Linked DNA regions of Mus musculus: all the other regions are linked to region 4. The links are chromatin loops, found by intact Hi-C in ENCODE. Cell type or tissue: heart. All regions are shown on one strand. Links, peaks and the distances in the headings refer to the core of each region. The heading gives the core; the rest is flanking DNA. Region 1 overlaps Insr (insulin receptor). Region 2 overlaps Insr (insulin receptor). Region 3 overlaps Insr (insulin receptor). Region 4 holds the start of Insr (insulin receptor). Region 5 has its middle 23 kb from the start of Arhgef18.

Region 1 (6,018 bases), core at 658-5,657, 52 kb after region 4:
TCCTTTGTATCATTGCTTAAGAATGCAACTGACCTTTTTTCTTTAAGACTCATTTTTATTTGTGGGTGTATGTCTGGTTGCCATATGCATGTATGTGCGTGTATATGTGTTTGGTTGCTTCAGAGGCCAGAGAGAGCATTGTATTTACTTACAGGTGGTTGGGAACAATCTGACATGGGTACTGGTAATCAAACTGGGTCTCTAAAAGAACATGCTTAACTACTTAGCTATCTCTCCATCTTCTTTGAGATGAGGTCTCTCACTGGTTTGGACTCCCAGGAATTAGCAGTGTTTGCCACCTTACTTGGTGTATGTGGTACTGAGGATAAAACCTCTGTTGTGATTTGAATGAGGAATGTCCTCTACAGGCTCCTGTAGCTGAACACTTAGTTTCCAGATGGTGGCACTGTTTGGGGAGCTGTAGCCTTGCTGTAAGAAGTATGCCATTGAGGGGCAGGCCCCACTTCTTGTCCCCCCTTGCTTCCTGTATGGATAGAAATATGACTCATAGCTGGGCATGGTGGTGCATACCTTTAATCCCAGCACTTGGGAGGCAGAGGCAGAGGCAGAGGCAGGTAAATTTCTGAGTTCGAGGCCAGCCTGGTCTACAGAGTGAGTTCTAGGACAGCCAGGGCTACACAGAAAAACCAAAAAAAGAAAAAAAAAAAAGAAAAAAAAAGAAATAAAAGAAATATGACTCACTAGCTTCCTGCTCCCACTACCATGTCTTCCATGCCTTTTGCCATGCCTTCCCCTCTATGGTGGGCTCTAGCTTTTTAGAACCATAAACTGAAATAAACATTTCTTCTCTAGGTTGCTTTTTTCAGGGTATATCTATCACAGTAGCAGAGAGTCACTAAAACACAAGGTAGGCCCTCTCCAGATGACTCCACCCCGCTGCAGCTCTGCCCTTCCCACTCCCCACTTTCCCGTTGTTCCCCAGGTTCTTGCTGAGGTGACTCTGTGTGTGTCTGGGGGTTGTCACAGTTGGGTGGTTCTACTGGCATAGGGTAGTTAGGTAAGGACAGGGTAGGTAGGAGAGACATCCTACAAAGGCTGGCCCCTACCACAGAGAACAGGCAAGCTCAAAATGTCTATCACCTGAGTTGATAAGCCCACCTCTTAGACAGCAGGGCTGCTGGAAGTATCTGGCTTGAGTCTGTGACATGGGACTTCCCAGCACTGGTATTAGCAAGGCTACACTGAAGGGTGAAGGGGGGCTGGATTTTCTTCCTGTCCTGTTTCTAAAGTTCTCTTAGAAAGGAGTGTCTGTTGCTTCTTTGTCAGAACATGGCATTTGTGAGTTGCTTCGGAACAGTTCTGTACTTTCCGTGAGGCTGGTTCCAGGGCTTTCCATCCGTGGGACAGAAAGCACCTGCTTGCTCCTCCCTGACCCTGTGCAAATGTAGCTGCCCATGTTCTGGTTCACAAGGGGTCAGCAGATCAGGCCCTTGCTTTTGTCGACAGTTGATTTAATTTGTTACTCATAATAAAACTGGAACTCACCTGGCTCAGAGCCCTGGGCCGTTAAGAATGCTTGCTAGAATACACTATGTAGACTAGGTTCATTGGAAAAGCTGAGAATAGCAGCTAACTTACCATGAGCAGAAGGGCTGACAAGAGGGACAGTCTCCCAAACAGAATTTACCTATTGCTTAATAAGTCAACAGATTTATCAGAGGGGATACCCCCACCCCAATTGTTCAGTAACTTTTCTTTCCTGTAAGACAGGTCTCATGTAGCTCAGGCTGGCCTCCAATTCACTATGTAGCTGAGGATATGCTTAAAGTCTTCTGATCCTCCTGCCTCTACCTTCCCAGTGCTGGGATGACGGAACATCATCATCTGCCAACAGGCCTGGTTTAGGCAGTGCTGGGGATGGAACCCAGAATTTTGTGCATACTATATGAGCTCTCTACCCACTGAGCCACATCCCCAGGCTAAGGCTCCAGACCATAAGAGCAGAAGTTGATTGGTAGGTCATTGGTGTACAAAATTTAAGAAAGCTGATCACCACTATTATTACCTCAAAACCCAATTGTCTTCATCTGGAGTTTTCCATAGAAACAGGATTATAAAATTTGGTTTTAGGTCCCTTACATTGGTGTGCATAGCTGTGAAGAGGTGTGCTGTGTTGTTGAGCTGATGAGTGTCTCTAGGATTAAAAGTCATTATTGTGTATCTCAGTGGTTAGAGCAATTGCCTAGCATATATAAAACCCCGGGTTTCAGCCCCAGCACTGTATAAGCCAGGTGTGGTGGTGCAGACCTGTTGTCTCTGCACTCAGGAAGTAGATGCAGGACGCTCACTTGACACATGAGAGATCTTGTGTCAAGGTACAACAAACCCCCACAATTCCTTGGTGAACACCTAGCATAGTAGTACCTTGCTCAAAGGAAAGTGCTGACATTCTGGTGCAGAATAGAAGAAGAGAATTGTAGCCCCATGAATTCATGGCATCTTTGAAATGGCAAGTTTAAAGAACTTGTCTAGTTTAAAGAACTGTTTCCTCCTTGCATCAGCTCCACAAGGTAGGTCTAATGATACACCATTTTTGAAAAGGCTCAGAGAAGTTAAGACACTTGGCTAAAATATCCCATCATCCATCAGGGAATGGCAGATTCACGCTCAGGTCTTTATACCTTTCTGGCTTCCACCACTACTTCTTCCTCTTCCGATTCTTCTTCTTCCTCTTCTTCCTCCTTCTCCTTTTCTTCCTCCTCCTCTTCTTTCTCTTCTTCCTCTTCCTCCTCCTTTTCTTCCTCCTCCTCTTCTTTCTCTTCTTCCTCTTCCTCCTTTTCTTCTTCCTCCTCCTCTTCTTTCTCTTCTTCCTCTTCCTCCTCCTTTTCTTCTTCCTCCTCTTCTTCATTTTCTTCCTTTTCCTCCTCTTCCCCTTCCTCCCCCCTCCTTCTCTTCTTCAAGATTTATTTATTTATTTTATGTATATGTGGCTTTCATTTCTAATCATAGACATACCAATCAATGTAGCTCTGCCTGATGTGTCTCTGCCCTGCCTTTCTAATGTTCCACCAATTGGTGTTTTAAAATTCAAGCTACTGCAGTGAGCTCACCCGTTCTCTGACATCAGAGTGTTAGAAGACCATCTCACAAGTGCTCAAGGACCCAGCATAACTGGGTGGAGCCTTCTGCCCCACATTTCCTTGGAACCAGTATCAGGAGGCAGGGCCTTTCTTGGCTCCTCCCATCTGTTTCCATGGAGCCCCTGCTGTTGGTTTCTCATACCCTTGAGAATTGTTTTCTGAAGCTAGTCAATCTCATGATGCTGTGTGTGTGCACAAGTGTATATGTGTGTATTAGACCTCACTTTTCTAAAGCAAAGGTTCTGATTGGGTATTCACTGTTTAATTTTCAAACATTTTCTCCCCCTTTTATTTCATTATTAAGGTATGTTCAAATTTGTCTTTGTATCTTGTGGAACTGCAAAGGCCAATGACTGCCAAGGAAACAGATAGGAAGGGGATTTGGGGTCGGATTTTGAGTGTGAGAACCCAGGTGGACCTTTGATCATGGGACTTCAAAGGGAGAGTTGAAGCATAAGTGGAATCCGGAGTCTAGAAGGGAAGGTGGAGTTGGCTACGGAAGGGGTCATGTCTCATGGAACAGGGTAGTGATTGTATCTGCCTTAAACGGGTTTCAAGGAGCTAACATCTGAGGGTGCCGAGGTGAAAGAGGCTTTCCGGGAGCTGTGGAGTAGGAAGGGGTGCGGGAACTTCATTGTAAATCCTTTTCCACATTCAAGGCCAAGTTTCCTGCAATTCTCCTTTCTCAGGGCAGGGTAGGAAGACGTAACTGGGTGGACATGTGTTTTACTTGAGAGTAGAACTTCGTTTGCCTTAGTGAGAATTTCTTGATTTCCAACTTCCTTATAACCTCAGCAACTGCTCCTCCCCTCAACTTCTGTCTGTATGAGCTGACTTAGCTGCCTCCTACCCCCTTTTAAGAAAACTCATTTTAGTCGTGAGCCCAGATTTCACTCTAGGCTCATGTTCCCAATTCCCCTGGTATCCCACAATCATAGGCCTCATGGAGGAATGTGCTCAAGAGCCCTCAAATTATGGTTTTCTAAATCTTGATTTCTGAGAGGAACATTGGGCATTCCACGTTTCCCCTCTTCAATCCTGAGTGTTCTGCTACTGTGTGGGAGGCCTTGCAGACATTTCCAGGCACCGACAAAGGTACCTATGTGAAATACAGTCATTTTACTACCTGCTATTGGGATTTAAAAAAAATTGTTTTAGGTTGCCTGACAAATCTTTTGGGATGGACCTGGATCCTTTGGCGGACTGGTGGGATATGGGTAGGGTAAAAGGGAAGATGGAGAAATTATATTATGAATTCAGAAGTTCATGGACAGACGGAGGGGTCTGTCTGGCCTTTCTGAAGAGTAGGGTGGGGACAACAGGTTTCACTGACTTTCCCTTTGACTGTCTCTGTGTGCTTGCCTGTATGTGCTTGCTTTTGTGTGCTCACCTCCAGTGCATGTGGAGGCAGGAAGGCATGTCTCAGGTGCCCTTTTTGATGGCTCCCCACTGTATCATTATATTTTGAGACCTGGATTCCCGAGATTCAGCTTGGCTAGTTGACCAGTATGCTTCAGGAATTCTCCCATCTCTGTCTACCCAGAACAGTGGTAACAGACATGTATTGCTGCACCTGGCTTTTAATGTGGATGTGGGAGACCCATGATCACTCCTCAGACTTGTGCATTAACCAGTTCAGTGCCTAAGCCTAACCAACATTCACCTTTGGACTCTATACCCATACATGTACACCTCCTATAGTACATACGTGATGAAACAGTAAGGAGAAAAAATAATGGCTACAGATCTCTGAGGAATCTATTTTCTGGTCATGTCTATTTCACATACAATACACATGTGTGCACATATATATGCACAAATATAGATAACACATATAACACATGTGCACACATACAAAACACATATACACACATGGCGCACATTGCACACGTAATACATATGCGTATAAACACATGCACAAATACATAGCATACACACTTAGGCTTCCTACCGTTGGGAATGAACCAATCAGGAAATAAACTGAAACTTATGCCATCTTTGTCACTATGAGGTCTGGTGGCCAATTTCACTTTGTTAGTGGCAGTTCAGGACACTGTTTAGCAGCTAGGAAAGTGTCTTTGTATCTTGCTTCCTGTCCCTAACCTCAGCTGGCTTGTGCCCGCAGAGAGGCTTCTGTAAAAAGACATCTGTGGACTTGTCTATAATGCCAATATTGTAGGTGGAGACAGACGAATTCTCAGAGCCCCCAGCCATCCATCTAGCCTATAGCGTCCCTTTCAGTGAGACCCTATCTTAAAGCTACAAGATTTAGAGTCTATGAAGATTCCTGACATCCTTCTCTGGCTTGTACATATGTGTACAGGGACATGGGCACTCAAATACTCACATGTAAAACACACACACACACACACACACACACACACACACAGGGTAAATGTTACAGGGTAAATGTTAGGCAGCAAGGAGTTAGGTAGCATGGTGATATAGAAGCTGAAACTAAACAGTACTCATTTTCAAGTACAGAGGGAATATTTTAAAAAGTTAATCATCTGTTAAGAGAACCAGTGCATTCCCAAAGTACAGACATTGCTCTGGACTGTATCTACAATTGACAATGTTCTTATTTGGAAATGAGGTTTTAAAAAGCTCAAACAAACACGAAAGACAATTTTTTGCTACTTGATCATTTAAATAATAACTTAGGGCTGTCAGGAGGGCTCAGCAGGTAAAGGTGCTTGCCACCATGCCTGATGACGTGCGTTTATTTCTCAGCACCCACATAGTGGGAGGAGGGAACTGATTCCCCAGAGTTGCCCTCTGAACTTCATACTTGTATGGGGCTACACACACCTGTATACAAATCTTACTTTGATTGTTAGCTGCCTAAAGTGTGTACCCTAGACATATACAAGGAAAAGATTAAAAAAAAAGTAGACGAAACATAGGTCAATGCCCC
Region 2 (6,018 bases), core at 603-5,602, 62 kb after region 4:
CCTGAAGCAGAGACCATGGAGGAGTGCTGATTAATGACTTGTTCAACTTGCTTTCTTATACCCAGGACTACCTGCTCAGGGATAACAGTGCCTATGGTGACTGGGAATCTCTCATATCAATCCTTATTTAAGAAATAAACCTCATAGGCTTGCCTACAGGCCAATCAGATGGAAACACTTTTCTTAGCTGAGGTTCCTTCTTCCCAGATGATCTTAGCTTGTGTTGAGTTGACAGAAACAAACACTCTGGCTACTTGCTTGCACTTTACTTCTCCTTCTTATCCCCTTTTCTTTTCTTCATCCTCTATTCTTTCTTCCTCTCTCCTTTTCATTTGCTTCTTTCCTCTTGTTGCTTTCTAGTCTTCTCCTCCTCCTCTTCCTCCTCCTCTCTCCTCTTCCTCTGGTTATGTTCCTGTTCTGTGTTTTATGATACCATCTCATGAAGTCCACACTTTGACTTCCAAATTACTTTGTAGCCACACCGACCTTGATATTCTTGCTTCAGCCCCCAGAGTGCTGAGATTGTACCACCACGGAACCCAGGGCTCCGTATGCTGTCTGCCAGTTGAACCACAGTTCCTGCCCCAAGAGATTCTCAACCTCCCCACCTCAAGCCTGTGTCCCACAGAAGTGAGTGTAGGCCAATGGGAGAACAGAACTAGACCTTGGTTCTAGAGGTCATGGGTGGCAGTGCTGTACTACCTATGGTCTGTCCTTTATTGGTCTGTGTATGACAACACCCAGCATGCTATGTGCTTGATTCACATTTGTCAAATGACATGAGAACAATTTATTAAATGGTGCATGGAAGAAGACAGCCATTACTGAAGTGCACTCTGTGGCTCTTTGCTGAGCTTCTAGGGCTAACAGTAGTGATCACAAAAGAACCTCATAATTTTTTTTTTTGAGACAGGTTCTTACGTGTAGCTGAGGCAGGCCTTCCTTATCTTACCAGTGCTAGAATAGCAAGCAGTCCCTCCTATGACCCATCTGATGTTCTGATGTCTGCATACACTGTTCAGTGTTTGGATGCGAATGACACACTTAGCTCCTTGGGCTAAAACAGTAGCTTAGTAGGTACGGAGCCCTGGCACCCATCTTCAGCATCATTGCAAAGAAAGTAGAACAAAATCCAGAAGAACAAACCGAACTGTATCTCAACTATTTCTCCTTTATAATTCTTTTTAATTATAAATTCTCTTTAATTATATATTACAATTTAAATATTTTTGAAAATTTCATCTGTCATGAAGTATATTTCAGTCATATTCACCCACAACTCTTCTCTGCATCTCCCTTCAAACTTCATATTCTCTGTTTTAAATCCACAGAGTCCAGCAAGTGCTTTCAGGATGTGTATGGGTGTGAGGCCTGTCTACTAGAACCTGAAAACAAAGTAAAACAAATGGAAACAAAATAACCAAACTCCCAACTTTCCTCGCACCAGCAGTCATCAACTGCGCATAGCATCTCTGCCTGGGTAGGGGTGGGCTTATTAGTCCCCAATCCATTTCTCCCCTTTATAGCTTTCTCAAATGGACAGCCTCTAGTGTTATCTGTATTCACCCCCTCTCTGCACCTCCCCCCCTTCCCCATATGATTTGCAACTTTATAACTGTTACTCAGTACTTTTCTGCCAACTTCTCAAGAGTATCTCACCTGTCCTCACCCTGTTGGTTCCAGGTATCCTGTTCCCACCAGCCTTGGCACAAGGCTGTGGTGTAGTTCCTAACACAGAAAGAAAGAGACAAGATAAAGAGGGAAGGCTGGAGAGATGGCTCAGTGGGTAAAAGCCCAAGCCTGAGATCTCAGTTTGAATCCCTAGCACTTAGTAAAAAGGATTGAGTGGCCATATGCCAGCCTGTAACCTTGGTGCCGTGGGTCTGGACATAGGAGTATCCCTGCAGTTTGTTGGCTTCCAGCCTGGCTCCAGGCTCAGTGAGAGACCTTGTTTCAAAGAAATAAGGCCTCTAAGGGGAATAGGAACCCCCACAGGAAGACCAACAGTGTCAAATAACCTGGACCCCTGGGAGCTCTCAGAGACTCAGTCACCAACCAAAGATCATGCATACATGGGCTGCTGGTCCGAGGCCCCAGGACACATATATAGCAGAGGAGTGTCTTGTCTGGCCTCTGTGGAGAGGATGTGCCCTAATCCTATAGAGACATAATGCACCAGGATGGGAAATATCAGGGGGCGGGGTGAACCCACAGTCTAAGATTCAAAGGGGAGGCGCTTGGGAGAGGGGACCCTGTGAGGGGAGACTGGGAGGGGGCAGCGTTTTGGGTGTAAATAAGTAAAAAAGGATAAGATACTTAGATAAAAAGTAAAAGTTTCAAAGAACATTTGTGATAATTGTTTAAGTACTCTTGAATTTTGCAATTTCACTGGGCCTACTCCAGGGTAAAGATTTGTAGTAAAGATTTTTGAGAACTTCATATGGAAAAAAAAAAGAAGTAAGGCCTTTAAAAGGTTAAAAAGTAAATCATAAATTTAAGATAGAAGATGTGAAGTTGTGAGGGAGAGATGTATATGATGTGGGAGGAATCTAAAAGGGGACTTGGTGGAGCTACTGGAGGATAAGTATGATCAAGATGCAGTGTATACCATTATGAAATTTTCAACAAATAAATATTAAAAGAAGAAAAGAAATCTTCCGGACCTCTCCCTCTGGTCTCTGCAACTGTATCATACACCCCTATATATATGAATAAATAAAATTTAAAAGTCACACCCCTCCCTTAACCCCCCAGTTGCTTGGTGCCTTTGCAGCCTGCTCATACCAAATTCCAGATGTAGTGGCCAGAGGGCTATGTCTGCCTTGTCAGGTTGTTTGCTTTTCTTCTTCCTGGATGTCCTATAAATGGAATTCTACAGTGCAAAGTGCAAGATCACACTGCCTAGTCTGGCTGTCTGCCCCTGGCTCTGTTTGCAGCATTGGGCCCTTTTAGCATTTCATGGGCTGCAGAGCTTATGTGTTTGGGAAGTGTTTATTGGAGCTTTGATGAAGCTTCTTGTGAATGAAAAACACTGACCCTTAGCTGCAGTCCCAGCCCAGGAAATGAGCTCCTTCCTGTCCTTCTGTGTGTTGTACAGGGGAGCCTGTGTCTTTGTGAGCCATAGATAACTGGCTGCTTTCATTATTGCTTCCTCCAATTTAGTTTCAGCCCTCAGATCTCCCTAGACAGAGCAGTGCTAATGATGATAACATTGTTTGGCATAGCTTTGCCTTCTGTATCCCTGGACTCATAATTGCAGGAAAGGGGATCGAGGGCAGGGGGAGGCGAGGTGTTGCAGGATGCTATCCTCTGAGCATAAAGGCCAACCTCATCAGAGCAGATGCAACTACCTGCCATTCAGTGTTCCCCTCACCACCACTAGCCTCAGTAAGGCTCGCTGACTGTTGATGTCCCTTCATAGAAGAAAAGGTATAGTGGATTACTGAATAACACCTAACCCTCACTTTCTAGCTGCTCCTCCCTCCATGGCCTCATGGTCTTTATGCTAGGGTATAGAGAGGGTTGAAGTTAATGAAGGGAGTCCCCCATCTGTGCAGCTCTTTAGAGAAGTGGTAATCTATGCTGGGATGAGGCTTTCCTATGATCTGGCTGCTTTGAGTCACCCTAACTCCTGTCTGTATCCCACACTTGTGCTTTGTATGTAAGTCCAGTAGATCCCTTGGTTGGACAGTGGCAGAATTGTACCTTGGTTTGTTGTTGGTACCTATAAGGAAAAGCGGAGAGACTGCAATAGGATGGGGCTTCGTGGGTAGAGACCTGCATCCATGGAACCTTGGGTTCCAAGATTGGCAGTGTGCTTGTAGTCTCAGCACTGGGGCAGGGGAGAGAGGGTCTGTGGGGCTGCAGGATCCTCAAGGACATTTCTTCAGCCCCTAAGAAGTCTCTGTGGTGATTTGAATATGCTTGGCCCAGGGAGTGGCACTATTTGGAGGTGTGGTCTTGTCAAAGTAGGTGTGACCTTGTTAGAGAAGTGTGTCACTGGGCGTGGGCTTTAAGAGTCTTGTCCTAGCTGCCTGGAAACCAGTCCTCTCCTGTTTGCCATGAGTTGGACTGAACCATAAACACTTGGCTCCTCAGGAGCCATCATAGTCTTTATGAATGGTTGTTGGGAATATAAAGTAATTTAGTGGCTATAGAAAACAGTATGGTGGCTCATTGGAAAGGTTAAGAGAATTAACGTAGTTGGGGTTTGGAAGTTGGCTGGGTAAGAGTTGTTAATGTGCAAGCATGAAGAACTGAGTTCAGATCCTCAGCATCTATGTAAAAAGCAGGGTATAGTCATGAGCATGCCTGTAACATCAGAGAGGTTGGGGGGAGAGACAGGAGGATCTTTAGGGCTTACTGGCTGCCAGTCTAGCTCTAGGTTCAGTGAGAGATCCTGTCTGTCCAGGCTCATGCCCAGGGCATGTACTTAATATTCAATAATCCCACTACTGAATAGATACATGGAAGAATGAAAATGGGGCTCAGACATTTGCATAGCCATGTCCATAGAAGCATGTTTATAATATCCTAATGATAAAGGCTGTTTAAGTGCCACATTTGAATGAGTGGGTCAGTGAAGATGATTCACTCCTGAATATTATTCAGCCCTAAGAATAAACAGAAGGAACCTTTGATATATGCTACCATGGATAAATTTGGAGGACCTGATAAAGGATTCCACTCATCCAAAGTTCCGAGAAACAAGAGAGAGCAGAAAGGTGGGTTGTGGGCCGATGGACGGGCCGTGAGAGTCCTGAACAGAGAGTTTCCATTTGGGAAAATTATGAGATTCTGTGGATGGTTGATGAGGGTGGCTACACAGCCAGACAAATGTGGTTATTCATTAATTAATTCATTAAAAATTACATACGTATGTGTGTGGTAAACATGCATCTCTCTCTCTCTCTCTCTCTCTCTCTCTCTCTCTCTCTCTCTCTCTCTGTAGAGGAGGTCTAAGGTTGATATCAGGTGTCTTCTATTTTTCTCCACCTTAAATATTGAACTCCTGGTTTTCCTGTCTCTACCTCTTGAATTCTTGGATGACAGAAGTGCACCATCGCACCTGTTTTTGGTGATGCTTCAAACCCAGTATCTTGTTCATGCTCGGGGCACCCTACCCTTCCCAGCCACATCTGCAGCCAGAGATGGAAGCTCTTAGGGTATTTTTTTTTTTTAACCATAGTTTAAATTATTTTATTTTATTTTATTTTTTTGCTTTGTGTGTTCAGTAACTACACAGGGGAGAAAGGACTACACATTGGACAGCTCATATTTCTGTCATAGTAGAGGGTTGACATGAACAGTGTTGCTGACAGTATGGAGAACTGAAGCTGAAGGCCTATGCTGCCACAAGGAGTGCCTGGGCAACTGTTCGGAAGGCTAGTAGACTGGGACCCACTTGATACTGGGAGAGCTACACTTGAGAATTTGGGAGACATCTGGTTCCTGGCTATTCAGTCCTGCTCCAGAGTATACAAGTAAAAAGAGAGAGACATACCTTAGAGGGAAGATTAGGCACACAGCAGAGGAATACGTAGAGTCGTAAAAGCCACAGATACTCACAAGCATCCTAGGAAGCAAAGGGCTGAAAAGAAGAGATGATTAGGAAGGGGCTGGGGAGATGATTCACAGTGCCAAGCTATTGCTACACAAGTGTGACAACATGAGTCCAGATCTCCAGAACCCATACAAAGCTGAGCTCTGTGGCACAAGTATATAATCTCACAGTAGCAAACAACAGAGACCTTGTCTCAGACAAGATAGAAGGTGAGGACTGATAGAGGTTGTGCTCTGACAATGGTGACACCCCTCCACACATATGCCTGTGTCTCCTGGGGGGAAAGTGTTGAACAATGAGGTAATGGGATAGAAGGGTTCGAGACCAGCCTCCCATGGACAAATTCAGTGACGTCAAACAAGAAAGCCTCTCTAGCCAAAAGTTGAGGCTCAAGCTGTGCCTCCACCTGGCGGGCCTCCTCCTTCTTCAGGAACAGGATCCCTCACTCATGTTTC
Region 3 (6,018 bases), core at 542-5,541, 91 kb after region 4:
TTCTGGTATTTGCACACTTTTTGCTTTCTGCTTTGAGAAGTCCTTGTCCTCCCAACTCTTTCAGTCTCCACTGTTTGAGTGCGTGCATTTGTGTGTTCCTGCTTGTGTGTGTGTGTGCATACATGTGTGTAGGTATGTGTGTGTTTGTATGTGTGAATCATATTTGAATGTGACACATGTCAGAGGTCGACATTAGGGTCCTCCCTAGTTGTTTTCCACATTATATATTGTGGCCATGTCTCTCAATAGACCTGGAGGTTGCTGATCCTCTGTCTTTTGGTGCTGGATTTATAGGTAGGCTTTACAGCCATTGCTGTCTGGTGTTTATGTGGGTATTTGGGATATGACCTGTCCTTATGCCATCTCCCTAGGCACAGGTACCACTGTTCTTCAGAGGAAGATATTAGGGTACATTTTGAAGGATGTTGCATGACAGCTGAATATCATCATCTGGGGCTTAGGGATGTGACTTGGTTGGTAGAGTGCTTACCTAGCATGTATGAATCCCTCGGCTAAATCCCCCAAGTCCCTCAGAACCACATAAACCAACTATGGTGGTGCACATCTCTCATCCAGCACTCAGGAGGATCACCTCATCCTTGGCTATATTATCAAATTTGAGGCTAGCCTGGGCCACATGAGAATCTGTCTCAAACAAACAAACAAACAAACAAACAAACAAACAAACAAAACCAGTTTGATGGTTTCAAGTACTCTCAGTGACTGGGCTTGATTTTGCTATACCCCAATTAATTTCTTCCCTCGATTCTCTTTTGGCCCCAAGAACATCTTCTTATTGCCCCAAACAGCAAGAGCTTGGCATCTCTCAGAACCCAAGTCTATGGAGTAAATGAATAAGTGGTGGTCACATAATCACTAACCTGGCCATGCCTTCCTGGGCTGGGCAAGCATTTTACCTGTCACTACTTTTCTCTGATGTTATATAATGCTGTATCAAACAATTGTGGTGTCACTTGGGAAACTCCTCCCTGCTGAGATACACCCAACAACTTACATACTCTCCCTCATGGTAAATCTGTTTCTCTTCTCCTTTCCAGATCCTTCTGTCCCCCTGGATCCCATATCAGTTTCTAATTCCTCATCTCAGATTATCTTAAAGTGGAAGCCCCCCTCTGACCCCAATGGCAACATCACACACTACCTGGTGTACTGGGAGAGGCAAGCAGAGGACAGCGAGCTGTTTGAGCTGGATTATTGTCTCAAAGGTGAGTGCAGGCCACCGGAATGGGGTTCACTGTACCTTGATTCTCTTATGGAGACACAGGTCTCTTTTCCTGTTTCCCAGGATGTATACATGCATGTGTAAATGTATGCACACACATACATATGCACACAAGCACACACTCCATTCTGTCTTATGTAAGACACTGTGTGTGTATGTATGTGCACATGCATGCACTGTGTATAGATGTGTATGGGTGTGTAGGCTTGTGTATACATGTATATGTAGAGGTCAGAGAATAACTTGGGTATGTCCAAAAATGTTGTGTGTTTTGTTTTTAATTTTTTTTGCTTGGTTTTGAGACAGTCTCGTGAAGACCGAGCTGGACTTAAACTCACTATGGAGCTGAAGAAGATAATGGGTTTCTTGCACCTCCTGCCTCTACCTACTAAGTGTGGGATTACAGGACTATACCATAACTCATAGTTTATGCAGTTCTGGGATTCAAACCCAGGACTGTATGGGTGTTGACATTCTACAACAGAGTTACACACTCAACCCATTTTTTTTTAATTACAAGTATTTTTATTCATTTATTTATTTTCCTAGTCTCTGTGTATGGACACACATGTGCCATGACATGTCTATGGAGGTCAGAAGACAGCTTACAGGAGTCTGTTTTCTTGTCAGCCATGTGGGTCCCAGGGTCAGGCAAGGAGGCAAGCTCTTTTATCTGCTGAGCCATCCTACTACCCCCTACTTTAAAAAAAATTCAGTTCTGTGCTTTGAAGCCAGTGCCTCATGCATACTAGGAAATACTCTACCTCTGAGCTACAGCCCAGCCCTCATCTTGTAGGTTTCTATTTTTATTTTTGTTTGAGACAGGGTATCTTACTAGACCAGACTTACCCAGCAGGCCAATTTGGCTAGTGAGTGACCCTTAAGAATCCTCCTGTCTCCAACTCCCCATTGCTGGGATTACAAGTATATCTCACATAACCAGCTTTTCACATGGGTCCTGGGGATCCAAAACTCAGGTCCTCATGCTTGCCTGCACTTTAGTGTCTGAGCCATCTCCTCGGAGCACACACATACTGTTAGACATTGCACATGGATCCATATCTACCATCTCCACAGTGCACATACATATCTTTTGACATTGCACATGGAACTTCACTCACCATCTCCACAGTGCACAGACACAGACACACAGACACACACACACACAATTTACTAAAACAGAACAAAAAAACTTACAACCCACCATCAAATTAGAGAAAGTGAAAATGTGCTGTTCATTTAGTTGATGGATTCTGGATTCTGTCTTTGATTCGTTTTTGGTTAGCAATATCCTTAGCCTGTGACCTTGTAGAAGCAGGCCAAGGGGGCTGCTGGAGAGGTGTGGCTGAGGTCTGTCCTTGAATCCACCCCTGGCCTGGTATCTGGTTTTGGCTAAGTCACAGCAGCAAGTAGTCTGTCTCCTTTTGTAGAGAGGGGCAGAGGACAGATGACTCCTGGGAACAGTCCCAACTCTAAGATCATGTGCTATATGTATGCCTGTGACATCATTCCTGCCTTGGCCAGGATCACCAGCTAGGTTTATCTCCTTGCATACTTTATATAGTTTGGGAGCAAGTCCAGTCCTAGGCTCAGCACTGACTTGTTGGCTCTGAATTTGAGTATAGGAAACCACCAGCTAGCCAAAGCTATACTTTTTGTTTTGTTTTGTTTTAAAAACCAGCAACTTAAAAAAGTTTGATTGTGCTGTTGTTTGTTTTTAAACAAAGTTTCACATGACCCAGGTTGGCCTTAAACTCATGATGTACCCCGAGGATGACCCTGATCGTCCTGTCTCTGCCGATGGAGTGTTAGGGTGACACTCTCCACTATGCCAGGGCTACTGCAGCCAACTTTCATTCTGTAGGTGGAAATTCCAGATTGCAGAAGCTGAGGATATAGCTTAGTCCGTAGAAAGCTTCCTAGTATTCAGGAAGCCCTGGGCTCCATTCCCAGCACCATATAGACCCAGTGCAGGGGGTTCAGTCCTGCTACTGCAGCATTTGGAAGGTGGAAGCAGGAAAGTTGGGCATTTAATGTTATCCCTACCTACATAGCAAGTTTGAGTCCTTTCTAAGGTATATGAGACCCTGTCTGAAAACAAAAACAAAATCACCTTACATCCATGAATAACCACAAGGGTATTTTAAAAAATGGTGATAAGTGAATATTACAGAATTTATTTGCACTTGAATGAGTATAGATGCATACACATTTCTGGTCTGACTGAGACACATTTAAGAAGGTGAATGCATATCTTCTTAAATGTTACACACGGTCCCACACTCTTCTGGAAGCACACGAAGGACTTTATTTGAAGTTGATGACAGGTGTCTTGCTCTGTGGATCCTTGTTTTCTGAGGTAGGACTTTTTTTTTATTAGCTCCCTAATTTGTCTAACCTGGCTGGCCAATGAGTTCCAGGGATCCTCCTGTCTCTACTTTCCCAGTCCTGAGGACTAAGATGTGTGTTATTATGTTTGGTTTTCATGTGGGTTACCAGGGTTTGAACTCAGGTCCTCATGCTTGCGTGCTAGTCACTTTACCTACTGGATCACTTCACCAGTCCACAGAGCTTATACTAAGGAGGCCTAACAATAGTTGAACAATTATGAATTATGTGGACAAAGGCAGAGTGTGGAGGCCACCTTTGGAGGAAATGGAATACCAGTGTTGAATGAGGACAGAGCTTCGGTTTAGATGAGAGTTCTGGAAATGGTTAGAGGCAATGATGGTGCCACACTGTAAGTAGACACCACTAACTATGTACCCACACATGATTTCAATGGTACCATTTTATGTTATGTTTATTTAACCATAATTTCTATAATACATATAATAAATGACCAGTAGTACCTTTCTGTTTATATCATAATTTGAGTCTATTTTTAATTGTGGTGAATTTGGAGCTAAGGAAATGATACTGGATAAAATGTCTGCTGTACAAACAGAATGACCTGAGTTTGGATCCCCAACGTCCATGTAGAGAAAAGCTGGTTTTGACAGCGTGCATTTGTAACCATCACACTGGGGAGGCAGAGACAGGCAGATCTCTGGAGCATGCTGGCCAGCTGGCCTAGCAACTTGTGAGGTCCAAGTTTAGTGAAAGACTCTGTCTCAATGACTAAGATGGAGGACTGGTAAGATATATCAGTGTGTAAAGGTATTTGCTGTCAAACCTTACTGATTAACTTTAATCACTAGAACCCACGTGGTAGAGAAAATAGATTCCAGAAAGTTATCCCCTGACATCAACATGTGCACTATGGCTTGTTCCCCTCCCTCATAAAATTAATTTAATAATAATATTAACAATAATAATAAACAAAGAAATGACTGTAGGAGACACTTGATGTCATGTAGTCAATCATACATAGATACAAGTAACACAAACATACACACAGAATGCACACAAACACACAGAGCAACTTTGGAGCTCCTGTATTGTAACACTGTAATTTGACTCTTTGGGAAGGGGAGGAAGGAAGAGAGAGAGTCCAGGCCAGTCTAGGGTGGGGAGTGAGTTCATTGCCAACTGGATAACATACTGAAGCCCTGTCTCAAAAAATGGGGTCTGGAGACATGAATTGTGATAGAGTGCTTGCTTAGAACCTCCAATGAGGAGACATGGCTGTGGCCTAAGGAATGACACCCAAGAATGACCTCTGGCCTAAATATGTGTGTGTGCATACACCATACACACACACACACACACACACACACTTGAACTAGGATTTGTTTATCTGTTCCACCTTACCGAGAAAGCACTGTGGTGCTGTGTGTGTGTGTATGTGTGTGTGTGTGTGTATGGTGTATGTATATTGGAGTATACTTTATGTCATGTGTATGTGTGTATGTTGTGTGTGTGGTGTGTATATGTGTATGTTGGAGTGTGCTTTGTGTCATGTGTGTATGTGTGTTCTGTGGGAGACTTGAGCCCACATTCTGCCTCTCCCTAGGGCTGAAGCTCCCTTCACGGACCTGGTCCCCACCCTTTGAGTCTGATGATTCTCAGAAGCACAATCAGAGTGAGTATGACGACTCGGCCAGTGAGTGCTGCTCATGCCCTAAGACTGACTCTCAGATCCTGAAGGAGCTGGAGGAGTCTTCATTCAGGAAGACCTTCGAGGATTACCTGCACAACGTGGTTTTTGTCCCCAGGTCAGAGCTTTGCACGGGCCAGCTCTCTTTCTGTCTGTTAGCTTGGTGCCATGACTTCTTAGGGAATGAACTCAGGAGACTGTGTAAGTGGGGAGGTGGCTGGAGCCTGAGCTCAATTGTGTGCTTTTGGTTGGAGGGGGAAAACAGTCTTGTTTGTTGTTGGGAAGAGGGCCCACTTAGGAAAGTATTTGCCCTTTTTAGGACAAAGGGCACAAGGACCTGAGTTTGGTGCCCAGAACCCACATAAAAAGCCAGGTGTGTGCTTATATTCCCATTACTGGGGAGGCAGACACAGTATTCCTGGGCCTTTCTGTTATCCAGACTGGTCTAACTAGTAATGTCTGGGCGTATAAGGACAAGGTGGACAGCATCTGAGAAACCATAGCCAACTCTGTCCTCTGGCTTTACATGCATGTCTACCTGATCACACATGTGCACTTACACACATATGTTCACATGTAAGTACACATGTGACCCACAGGTGTATTTGTGTACACACACACACACACACACACACACCCACACCCCCCCCCCCCACACACACAAATAATGCCTGTTGGTCACATGTGCACTTGTACATGGGTACAAACACACAAAAATATGTCTATGGGTTACACA
Region 4 (6,018 bases), core at 630-5,629:
AGGCACCTTTTCTGTGGGAGCTCAAGATTGAACTCAGATCTTCAGGGTTAGCAACAAGTGCCTTTACCTGCTGAGCCATATTGTCAGGTCCACTCTTATTTTGTTTTCTGTTTATTTTATTTATTTTTAAAGTCAGGACCTCATGTGTTCCAGGCTAAGCTCCAATCCTGATCCCCCTGCCTCTACCTTGTGAGTAAAGACATTAAAGACCTGCTTCCCAATGCTTGGCTCTTTGTTTTAGCGCTCTCTCTCTCCTCTCTCTCTCTCTCTCTCTCTCTCTCTCTCTCTCTTTCTGTTTATGTATATGTTTGTATGTGTGTGTTTATGTGTGTGTGTGGTGTGGTGTGCTAGGCCAAAGGTTGACCTTAAGTGTCTTTCTCTATTGCTTGCCACTTTACTTTTATTTTTACCTTTTTTTTTACAGATATTGTCAAACCCATTGCACAGACCAGCAGCCACAGTCCGGGTCTGAGTGAACATGTGAAGCAAAGGATAGAGGACTCTGTACTGCACATATTCCTAAGGCACCGACAGGGTTAGCGCCTCATGATGTGGTTGAGCAGGGCTGCTAGTGAATGGCTTTCTTAGACATACAGCCACCTACTGGTATGTGTGTTGAAAATGGAGTTATGTCTGCTCTGATCCTATATGAAGTTTCTAACGTGTTTCTAGAAGCCTTGTTATGTTCTTCTAGAGTCATTTCCTTATTGATTTCTGCTGGAATTCAGTGCTGGGTGGAGGGGGCGCAGGCCAGGGAATACAGGCTGCCTGCATTGTGGACACGTGGCTGTGGCCTGGAAGCTGGTGCCTCCAAGCTGCTGGGCGGGAGCTCACTGGGGAGGGAACTTGTTGGGCGCCTACTAGCTCCTCGAGAGAGCCAGGGTTGGGAGAATCTCGTAAGACATTGGTAGCATAGGCTGTAAAGAAAAACAGAATCAAAGGTAAAGAATTAAAGTGAATTCCCCACGGGAGTCAAAAAAATAGTAAAAAGGAGTAAAGAAAGACAAAATGTGCTTGGTTGAATCTGGCATCTAGGGGCATATTGGGGTGTTTATGTCCTGGGGTATCTGGCGGCATTTCCAGACTTTAAAATTGTTATTTCGGGGTAATTTGGGGTGTCTAGATCTGGCGGAGATCTAGAGTGTGCTCCAGACCTTTAAATTGGAACCTCGGTGTTACTTGTGTTTGCTGCAGTCAGGAGGGGACCTGGGGGCGTCCCTAGGCTTTTAAACTGGAACCTCAGGCCTGTTTAGTGGTTTTCGAGTCAGGCGGGGATCTGGGGACCCCTAGGTTTTAAAATCGGAACTTTGGGACTCTTTGGGGGCGTTCGTGTCAGGTGCGGATATGGGCAGCTCCGGACGTTTGACAGGTGAGTCTTAGAGTTGTTTGGGTGTTTATGTTACACTGGTATCTGAGAACGCTTACAAGCTTTTAAATCGTAATCTTTCTAAGCCAGCAGTTCGGGGTGTTGGGATTGGAAGAATCTGAAGTGAGCCTCGGGTCTCTGAAGTTGCGGGTTTTACGGGGCAAGGGGGCAAAGGGGCCGAGGAGGCGAGGAGGCGAGGAGGCGTGGCGTTGCCAGCTCTGGCCACGCCTCCCCGAGCTCTGCTGGCTTTCTCCCCCTCCCCCCCCAGCGGGCCTCACTGGAGCGCACAGTCCCTTCCCTGTCTTAATCCGCGCCACCTTTTCCCTTGGCCCGCGCGGGCCCAGCTGACGGGCTGCGTTGTTTACGGGCTGGAGTCGAGCCCTAGCTCCCGCCGCCACCACCAGCCCAGGTGCCCTCCAGTGCGCGCGTCCCTCTGTCTCAGACTCCACACAACGCGACCCACCCAGAGCTGCACGGAGGGCAGAAGCAGGAGACCCGGACAGGAGACGCACCGCGGTGAGCTCTGGACTCTGGGATTGCGGGCACGGGACCGGGCCTGGGTGACCTGCGGGCCGCGCCACGGTGTTGCTTGCGGCCGAGGCCTCTGTGCTCTTCCCGGGACTGTCCCCAGGGCCCTCTAGGCTGGAGAGCTGCGGCCTGTGAGCCACGGGCGTGGAAGAGAAGGACGTGCGGCCCCGAGCGCCTCTCCAGAGACCTTCTCACGGAGTATGTCCCCAGTAGGCCGGCGTGGCGTGCTCTGATCGCCGGGGTCCCAGCACTCCTACTGCTATGGGCTTCGGGAGAGGATGTGAGACGACGGCTGTGCCATTGCTGGTGGCCGTGGCCGCGTTGCTGGTGGGCACAGCCGGCCACCTGTACCCTGGAGAGGGTAAGTCTGGGACAAGAGGCGATCACAGTATGTCGGGGACACTTCTCCCACCGCCCCAGCCAATCTAGAACCCTCACCCTAAGGAGTGAGGGTCGGGGACACCCCTCTCCACCGCCACAGCCAACCTAGAGAATTCTCCCTTTGGGCTGAGTAATGGGGACAACCCTTCCCATTGCTCCATACAACTTAGAGCCCCCCAGGCCCCACCAAGGAGTCAGGGTTACAGACACCCATTTCACCACTCCAGCAATATAGTCCTTTCACGAGAGTTGTGGACATTTCTCGTTCTTCTTCCATCAACCTAGAGCCCCCTCTCCACGGACTGAAGGTTGAAGACTCCCGTAGCGTCCTTGTGTCTATGAAGAGTCCCCTCCCTATAGTGATCATCTTTACACTGGGGAAGGGGAAGAGTGGGTTTGGTGGCCCTGGCCCTGCGTGAAACCCCGGCTGACCTTGGCCTTTGCTCACTGGGCTTGTGGCTCTGTACCCCGCGTGTGTCCATCTCGGGTCTGAGGAACCTTGCCCCAGTGCCCGCCCAGGCTTCGGGTGTCTGTCCCCAGTGCACCTCTCAACTGTGTCTGTTCTTTTCTCTAACCCCAAATCTGTCCTCTGAGGCTCTTTGAGGTTGCTTTAAGTAAGTATGGTTACTGGGTTGCAACAGATTCAGACATCTGAGCAGTTTAAACCCAAAGCCAGGGGTATCCTCTTCGACGGAGGACACTTGTTGGAGAATCGACCCCTTGTGGCTGCTATGTTTATAATTCTCTACTTCCAGATGTCTAGAGGCAAAGTCTGCATACCTTTGGCCCCACAGCAATCATAGTAACAGTAGGGGTAGTTTTCAGGATGGTTATAATTAGAATGATTATGAGTCTCCAGGCTGGTTAGCGCTAGAACCTCCCAGTGTTCCCTGGAGGCCAACATAGTTACATACCCATTTCAGAGAGGGCTAAAATGAGGTTCAGTTAGCCCATTTGTTCAGAGGCTGGTCTTATAGTTCTGTGCTTGGTTATGGCCAAGGCAGGAGGATAGCGAGTTGTTTGAAGCAAGCCCAGCTATTGAGTGAGTTTTGAGGCTAGTTAGACACTGTTTCAAAAAACATGCAATGACAAATGTCTTTTGAGTTACTGGTTCAGCTTTCTCTGAAAATGGAAATTAATTACAATAGGGAAGGGGTCAAGGAGAGAAGGAACTGCCACGCTTTTGTGAATGAGGGAGATGTGTGTGTTGGGAGGAGGGTGCAGGATTATGGAACAGGTTGGGTTGATCTTGTGGAGTGGGTCTGCTAAACTGGTAATGTCTCTGAGGCCCCCAGGATCCGATATACAGAAGGTACTCAATGAGGAATGGCCATTGGTTTGGTTTGTGCCCGAGTGCACGTGTTCGTGCGTGTGCATGTGTGTTCGCGTGTGCACTCCTGTGCCTGTGTGTTTGTAGAGGACCTAGGTTGACATCCAGTGTTTGTCTCTGTCACTTTCAGCCTTGTGTTTTGAGTCAGGGTCTCTCAATGAACCTTGAGTTTGCTGATTTGGCCGCACTGCCTAGCCTGTGAGTGCCAGTTCCCCCTCTCCCTTCACCTCTTTTTATCACTAGAGTTATAGATAGATGTATGCTGAAGTGCTGGCTTTTAGGTGGGTGTGGAGAGATCTGAACTCAGGTTTTCATGCTCGGGCAGCAAGTGCTTTGACTTACTGAGCCATCCATCTCAGTAAGTAAAAACGGAGCCAGTCCATGGTTTGGGTTCTTATTAGAAAAATCCAAGATTGTTAACATCTACATTGCTCTCTGAGGCCTTAAGGAAGTAGGGTTATGTTGTATATGCACCTGTGCACTTGGGCGCATAGTGTTGTACCTTGAGCTCTGCTTTTACATTTTTTGGTAATTGATTGTTTGTCCATGTCTGGACTTCCTGAGCCCAGGAGACAGAGCTTCTGGGGGCTTTTAAATATACATGCAGTGTTCACAAGGATAGGGCCTGGTGTTTGTTCCTCACCGATGTTAGAACCTGAGCAGTGCTGGACACATAGTAGGTGCATATAAACATTGTTCCCTAATGGCACACAGAAAGCCAAGACATTGGGGTTTGTGCAGTAAATATACTGGGTGTGTGGCCAGAGTGTAGCCCTCCCTGTGCACACACAAAATCCCTGGGTTTCATCCCTAGACTTACATAAACCATGTGTGGCGTTGTATGCCTGTCAGCAAGCACTCTGAAGGTATAGGCAGGTCTATCAGGAGTTCAAGGTCATCCTGGGCCAAGTTAGTGATTTTGAGGCCAGCCTGAGCTACGGGTGACCCTGCCTCAAACAACAACAAGAATAACAAAAGTCTTAATTTTCTAGAAAATCCCCATACTTTGTAAATATGATCTCATGAGTCCTTCCCACACCTCTTCAAAGCCTCTGGCTTTTGCATGGGATGAAAGGACAGGACCATGAAGGCAGCTGGCTGGCCACATGGCTAGTTCCCTGCTGCCTACTGGCTTTCTCTGTTTCCTTAGTTTTGAATTTAATTAATTAATTCGTTAATCTAGCTGAGACCAGGTCCTGTGTGTAGCCTAGGCTGGCCTATGTAGACCAGGTTGTCCTCTTAACTCACAGAGACCTGCCTGCTTCTGCCCCAGAAGTCCTGGGATTAAAGTCATTATGCCCAGCTTTACTTATTATAAATTGAGTGTACGTGGGGCCGCACGCATGAGTCACGGTGTGGGGATCAGAGGACAGCTTTCAGGAGTCAGTTCTCTTCTACTATGGGTTCTGGAGATTGGACTCAGGTCATGAGGCTTGGCAGCAAGCGCTGTTACCCATCTCCCTTGACCTTGTACTGGATTTCTTAATAGACACTTGCTCTTTTGGATTGGAACCTCCCGGACCCTGCTTTGGGGTAATCGTTAACAAAATACTATCAAATGAATGAGTCGTGGTGCCTCTGAGAGGCTTGGTGTAGGGCAAGGAACTTTCTAGAACATGAGTATGTAACATCCACCAACAGGGTATGTTTGCTTGGGAGGGGAGGTTGTGGTGGTGGTGAGGATCTGTGTGATGCTAAGAAAGGAATGGGTGTTTTTTGAGAGATGCATCCCTAAGGGCAGGTTACCCAGTTGTCTTTCGGTGGAGTCTTGGTAGCTGGGCTGGGCTAAATGGATAACTCCTCCGTTCCTCTCTTGATCAGCCTGGCTCTGGGCTGAGATAACCCTCTGAGCATTGTGAAGTGAGAGGACAAGGCAGTGTGTAGTGCTGAGAATTAGAACCCTCTGAGTGTTGGGGCATCTTCAGTCAGGTTGACTTTTAGAGGTACGAGTGGTCACCTTCCATGGCTCATGTGTGTGTGAGTGTAGTGGATATATGTGCTCATGTGGGTGTGTTCACGTGTGTGAGGTCAGAGCTCAATACTAGATGCCTTCCTAAGTTGCTTTCAACCTTTTCTTTTTATAAAATTACTTCCTAATTAAAAAAAAAATTTAATTTTGCAGATGTATGCATGTTTTGGGCACATGTGTGTATGTGTGTGCTCATATGTGTCAGGGCGTGTGTGCAGAGGTCAGAGGTCAACCTTATGGAGCCAGTTCTCCTCATCTATCTTTAAGTGTGTCCCAGGGGTCAGACTCAGGTCCTCAGGCTCGTGTGGCAAGCTCTTTCACCTACTGAGCCATCTTGCCAGATCCCAAGCTTGTCTTCTTAACTTCACTGCTTGGGGTCGGCTCACTCTGGGTTGTAGCGGCTGTTTTAGCTCCACTAAGGTGTTTAGTGGGCACCCTTGGTCT
Region 5 (6,018 bases), core at 613-5,612, 53 kb before region 4:
CTAACTTCTACAACATGAGCTAAAAGTATGCACTAACTACATAGATTTAACAATCTAAACATATTCTAATATCACTTAGAGGTTGTGGCATGGCTCAGTGGCAGAGCCTCTGCCTAGGATTCTCCAGTGAGGGGCTAGGGGTTTGGCTTAGGGTAGAGGCCCTGCCTAGAATCTTCCTGTGAGAAGCTGGGTTGTGGCTCAGCCACCTGTCCCTAAGACATTAATTAAGGAGTTAAGCAGAGAAGGACATTTGATAATTGAGGCCTTATTGGGAAGGACAAATAAGGAGATTCAGTGACCTCAATTTCATCTTTGGGGTCCTGGCAGCAAAAGGTTGAATAGCTAAGCTCCCCTGAAGAAGGTGTGGCCCTGCCCACCACTACCCCACACTGTCTCAGCTACAGTCTCTCCTGGTATGGTCCAGCCCATCACTACTCCACACTGTCTCAGCTATGGTCTCTCCTGGTGTGGTCCTCTCCATCACTACCCCACACTGTCTCAGCTATGTATCTCCTGCAAGGGATCTGACACATTATCAGTCTATAAGGATCTTTTCCTGGTAGACCAGTTTCCTTTCTGGTTGACACAGGGTTCAGATTTTCTCTTCCCTCAACATGAGATTCCCAGGGAAGTTTAATTCTTTGGGGTCAGTGTTCCAACATTTTGACAGCTAAGAGGAGGGGTGTAGTATCTCTCATTAGAATACCCAATCTCCCAGGGCTGGGGATTCAGTCAATAGTGTGCTTGCCATAAATCATGACGAATTAAGTTGGACCCTTAGCTACCACATAAAAAGTCCTGAAATGATAGTGTGTGTTTCTAAACGTGGGGCTGGGGGCGCGGAGACAGGAGGATACGGAGATTGCTAGCCAGTCAGCTTAGCTGACTCAGATCTTTAAGCTCTGGGTTCTACTGAGAGACTCTGTCTCAGAAAATAAGGTAGATGATGCCTGAGGGGTTGACTTCTGGATTCTATCTGCACACAGATACACACACACACACACACACACACACACACACACACACACAGAGATACACACACACACAGATACACACATGCACACAGACACACGACAGACAGACAGACAGACAGACAGACAGACAGACAGACAGACAGACACACACACACACACACCCTTTCCTGACAGGGTGGTTACACTCATGTGAACATAAAGAGTGAATATGCATACACATACTACACAGGCACAGACAGAAATAATCTCACACTGGTGTCTGGAACATATGACCTCACAGTGCTTATCTGTCTCCTAACATCAAAAACTGCTTAGACCCAAACTAGCACAACACAAACACCAGTACGGAATTTCAAAGTTCCATACTGGGGACATATGGGGACTATCCAGAGAACCTAAAAGAACATTCACTCACATGCATGCAGGAGGCACCAGGAGATACAACAATGCATGTATACATTCTGTGGTTATTTCGTCAGTGAAACTGACATTTATTTATTTTTGAGACTGGGTCTAAAGTAGCTCCATATGTAGCTGAGAATGACTGAGCTGGTATGCCCGCCTCTACCTCTTGAGTGCTGAGAGGACAGATGCGCGCCACCTTGTCCAGCCTTATTTAGAACCCAGGTTTTCCCTCATGCTTGCTGGGTAGTTCTCAACCAACGGAGTCATTCCCAGTCTTAACAAGCACCCACTTGTTCTGGGTACTGTTTGTTGAACGAGATAAATGGACCTAAAGTGGATCACAGGTCGGTGAGGGAGGTGAACCATGACCCAAGAAACAGATCTTGGAAGGCACAGGCAGAGAGAAGGTTTTAACAGGAAGCACACAAGGTAGGGTGATACAGGCTGGGCCAAGAAAGCTGTTGCTTCAGACTACTGGAAGGTCAGGAAAGGACATTTGAACTGAGACCTGAAGGCTGTGAAGAAGCTAAACTTTCTGGGAAAAGTCAGCGGGGAGTAAGATGTGGGTGGGACAGAGGTTGGGAGGCAAGGTAGGCCAGAGGCCTGAGTGCAGTCCCCTGCAGCTGTGTAAAAAGTGTGCAGTGGTGTGTGCCTGTAACCATAGCACTGGGCAAGGCTAGCCTATCAGTCTGCAATGGTGAGCTTGGGCTTCGCTGAGAGATGGTGAGATGGCTCAGTGGTTAAGGGCACTTACCATCAAGCCCTTAGCCACTGAGTCCTATCTCCAGGTCCCACAGGGTGGGAAGGAGAGAACCAACTCTTACAAACTGTCCCAGCCTTCAGAAGTATGCTGTCATACATGTGTGCATACACACAGTAGATAATGTAGTAAGAGTTTATTTTTAAGAGTGGAGCTAGAGAGAGGAAGATACCTGGAATGTTAGAATCCTGTTACTGCAGACACTATGGTACCTCCAGCAACCCCTCTCCACTCGGGGGCATCTACAACGGGAAGGACTGGCTATAGGTTCTGTTGAGACATGCCACTTAATAGGAGAACTATAAGAAGAGACTCTGCCATATGGGCAGATACCACTTTCCACCCCTCTGTCTGTGGGCTGGAAGGAATTCTCTTGGGACTCACTGCCTCTTAAATGAGTTCTAGGCTCTGTAGGAGATGCTGAGACCCTTTCTCAAAAAATAAGGTGGAGATAGATTGAGGAAGAAACACAGCATTGACCTAGCACACTTAAACACATAGACACACACAGACACACACACACACACACACACAGACACACACACACAGACACATGCACACACACACACTCAGGCAGTCAGGCATGCATGCACACACACACACACACACACACACACACCCACAGACACACACACACACAGACACACAGACACACACCCACAGACACACTCACAGACACACACAGACACACACACACACAGACACACACACACACAGACACACACACACAGACACACACACACACACACACACACACACACACACACACACACACACACACACACATCCCTTAGAGGGCTTTAAAAAAAAAAAATCTGCCAATCATAGTTGCTATCCTCTGTGTGACCACTAGAGGGCAGGACTATCCAATGCCTTGTGCTGTCACAGGGTTGTAATCACGGTAAAAGAGAAGGGAAAAATGGATGATGTGGGAATCCCGAAGACTTTACAGGGCCAAGTGTGGCAGAGCTGGGATGTGAGTTTTAGGAAACTTTCACTTGCACTTCTGGTAAAGGCTTCACAGAATAAAAATCCCGGGCGTGAGAGGGGGATAAACCGCCGGATCTCTGAACTATCATTATCTATCACCTCCACGCAACTGCTTCTTTTTTTTTTTTTTCCCTCCCTTTTTAAAATGAGGTATTTCTTCATTTACATTTCCAATGCTATCCCAAAAGTCCCCCATACCCTCCCCCCCCAACTTCCCTACCCACCCACTCCCACTTCTTGGCCCTGGCATTCACCTGTACTGGGGGCATATAAAGTTTGCAAGTCCAATGGGCCTCTCTTTCCAATGATGGCCGACTAGGCCATCTTCTGATACATATGCAGCTAGAGACACAAGCTCTGGGGGTACTGGTTAGTTCATATTGTTGTTCCACCTATAGGGTTGCAGACCCCTGTAGCTCCTTGGGTACTTTCTCTAGCTCCTCCATTGGGGGCCCTGTGATTCATCCAATAGCTGACTGTGAGCATCCACTCCTGTGTTTGCTAGGCCCCGGCATAGCCTCACAAGAGACAGCTATATCTGGGTCCTTTCAGCAAAATCTTGCTAGTGTATGCAATGGTGTCAGCGTTTGGAGGCTGATTATGGGATGGATCCCTGGATATGGCAGTCTCTAGATGCTTCTGTCTTTAACGCTTTTATCTTTGTTATCTGAGCACCATGCTAAGTTCCAATCACTGATAGTGAGGTGGGCTAGAAAGACATGGAAGTTGAAGAGGAGACGAAAAAGGAAAGAAACCGTTCACCCCGAGATTTTATGATGAAGATTTAAAATGTGGACACAACAGATACAGGCAAAAATTGCCTAGAGAGGAAAAAACTGTGTGTTTTCATAATGACATCTCAAACTAAGATGTTAAAAACAAATTTAAAAACAAAACATTAGCTCATGGCTACATACCCTGCAATCACAGCACACAGAGGCAGAGGCAGGCAATCTTCCCGAGTTTTAGGCCAGCGTGATCCTCATAGCAAGTTCTAAGCCAGTCAGGGCTACAGAGGAGAACCTGTGTCAAAAACAAAATGAAAATAATAAGGCAACAAAGAAACGGTTCTTATTTAGGGCAGAAATGTCTCTAATCTTGAATTTTCCCATATCAGCACTCTTTTCAACCCTAAATCTGAACAATATACTTCATAAAAGTCTTACAATATCATTTACAAATGGAAATGTATTAAGTAAATCAGTTAATATATCGTACTTAGTTTTTAAATGTTATTTAAATTTTAAGCTTTGTTTAATCTTTAAACCTTATTATAAATTATATCATTTGAGATATTTCTTTCTAAGTTATATTTAACTTAGAAAGCCACAAGATCATTTATATATGTATACATACACGTATGTGTGTGTGTGTATATATATGCACTGATATAGCTATATGCATTGAAGACACATCTAAATGAGACACCCTGTAGAAGCCCACACCTGAGTCTTGGGACTGTGTAGTATCTTTTTCCTATATAATTTTCTGCCCGCTGTGGTGGTGCATGCCTTTTAACCCAGCACTCAGAAGGCAGAGGCAGGTGATTTCCAGGTCAGCTTATGCTACAAAGTGAATTCTAAGACAGCAGGGCTGTTACATAGAAAACACGCCCCCCCCACTCCCCGTCTCAAAAAAAAAAAAAAAAAAAAGAAAGAGAGAAACAAAGGAAGGAAGGAAGAAAGAAAGAAACAGAAAGGAAAGAAGGAAGGAAGGAAGGAAGAAAGAAAGAAAGAAAGAAAGAAAGAAAGAGAGAGAAAGAGAGAGAAAGAAAGAAAACAAGGACAAACAAGAATGAAATGATAAAGACCACCAGGGAGGGAGGTCACAGGGTAAAGGTGACTGCCATGAGGTCTAACTTGAGCGCCTGGGACCACAGGTAGAAGGGGAGAAGGAGCTGCTTCAAATTGTCCTCTGACCTCCAGAGACACACAGTAGCATTCAACACCCACCTTCCTGCTTAAAGGAAATACACTGTAACAAAGATTGGAACAACTCCCAGAAACTGCTGGGCTGGAGAGATGGGTCAGTGGGTAAGTCATTTGCCATTTAGCCTTGAGGACCTGAGTCCGTACCTTAAGAACCCAGTTAACAGCCAAACAGTGTAACCGAAGTCTGCAGTCCCCGACTTCTACTGTGAGATGGCAGGCAGAGGCAGGATTGTCCCCAGAAGCCCCAGATTGCCACCAGACAGTGGCAAACAAGAGGGACCCCACAGAAGTGAGGGTGGGCACCCGATTCTCTAACTTCCACACATGGTATTCGTGGTACATGAGTGACTTACATATACCTCTCTCTCTCTCTCTCTCTCTCTCTCTCTCTCTCACACACACACACACACACACACACACACACACACCAAGATTTCGTCTATGAAGGAAACACATGACATTTGGTTTTCTGAGCTGGTCTTTGCTTAACATGGGGATTTCTAGTTCCATCCATTGTCCCACAAAGGACACGACTCATCCTTCTTCATATCCAAATTGGCATGCACTGTATTTCCTGTATACATTCCTTGTAGGTGGACATTTAGCCTGATTCTGACTCTTAGCTGTTGTGAATGGCATGACTAGTTTGCTTTCTGTTGCTGTGATAAGCACAATGACCCAAAGGATCCTGGGAGGGGAGGATTTACTTCATCTTACAGGTTGCAGTCCATGACAGAGTGAACCTAGGCAGGAACTAAAACGGAAGCCTTGGGGAAGTACTACTTCCTGCCTTGCTTCTCACAGAACCCAGGGCCACCTGCATAGGCATGGCACTATGCCCCATGGCCACAGATCAAAGGAGGCAAGTCTTCCACTGAGCTTCGTTCTTCCCAAGAGTGCTCATTACAAACACGGATGTACAAATATCTCTGTGATGTGGTGTGTGTGTGCTTGTGCA

What was found. Hi-C counts contacts between places; a loop is a spot of excess contacts. Peaks named below come from ENCODE experiments on the same cell type or tissue, not always from the same donor. Only the 100,000 strongest peaks of a DNase experiment are listed, where the experiment ranks them.
Region 1: a loop joins it to region 4, with 2.8 times the contacts of the local background. A loop is called at or near these places in 29 of 42 quality-filtered maps.
Region 2: it touches region 4 in a loop (3-fold over the local background); 29 of 42 quality-filtered maps call a loop at or near these places.
Region 3: it touches region 4 in a loop (2.3-fold over the local background); 9 of 42 quality-filtered maps call a loop at or near these places.
Region 5: it touches region 4 in a loop (2.1-fold over the local background); 9 of 42 quality-filtered maps call a loop at or near these places.

The regions. Positions count from the first base shown.
Region 1 is chr8:3,223,074-3,229,091 of GRCm38, reverse strand. The region is part of intron 2 of Insr (insulin receptor); the gene reads left to right. Among named protein-coding and RNA genes, the nearest start is that of Insr, 54 kb to the left of the region's middle. In heart, for the core only: no CTCF peak of the experiment used is centred there; a DNase peak (open chromatin) is centred at 3,661.
Region 2 is chr8:3,212,762-3,218,779 of GRCm38, reverse strand. The region is part of intron 2 of Insr (insulin receptor); the gene reads left to right. Among named protein-coding and RNA genes, the nearest start is that of Insr, 64 kb to the left of the region's middle. In heart, for the core only: no CTCF peak of the experiment used is centred there; DNase peaks (open chromatin) are centred at 2,039 and 3,019; H3K27ac peaks cover 672 bases.
Region 3 is chr8:3,184,333-3,190,350 of GRCm38, reverse strand. Insr (insulin receptor) reads left to right here. Exons shown (of 21, transcript NM_010568.3): 9 at 1,059-1,226; 10 at 5,199-5,400. Among named protein-coding and RNA genes, the nearest start is that of Insr, 92 kb to the left of the region's middle. In heart, for the core only: no CTCF peak of the experiment used is centred there; a DNase peak (open chromatin) is centred at 2,690; H3K27ac peaks cover 1,499 bases.
Region 4 is chr8:3,275,266-3,281,283 of GRCm38, reverse strand. Insr (insulin receptor) reads left to right here and starts at 1,667. Exons shown (of 21, transcript NM_010568.3): 1 at 1,667-2,255. The coding sequence starts at 2,156. In heart, for the core only: CTCF peaks have their summits at 679 and 2,999 (motif pointing left); DNase peaks (open chromatin) are centred at 803, 1,683 and 2,663; H3K4me3 peaks cover 2,644 bases; H3K27ac peaks cover 1,952 bases.
Region 5 is chr8:3,327,875-3,333,892 of GRCm38, reverse strand. No RefSeq gene overlaps it. Among named protein-coding and RNA genes, the nearest start is that of Arhgef18, 23 kb to the left of the region's middle. In heart, for the core only: a CTCF peak has its summit at 3,011 (motif pointing right); no DNase peak of the experiment used is centred there.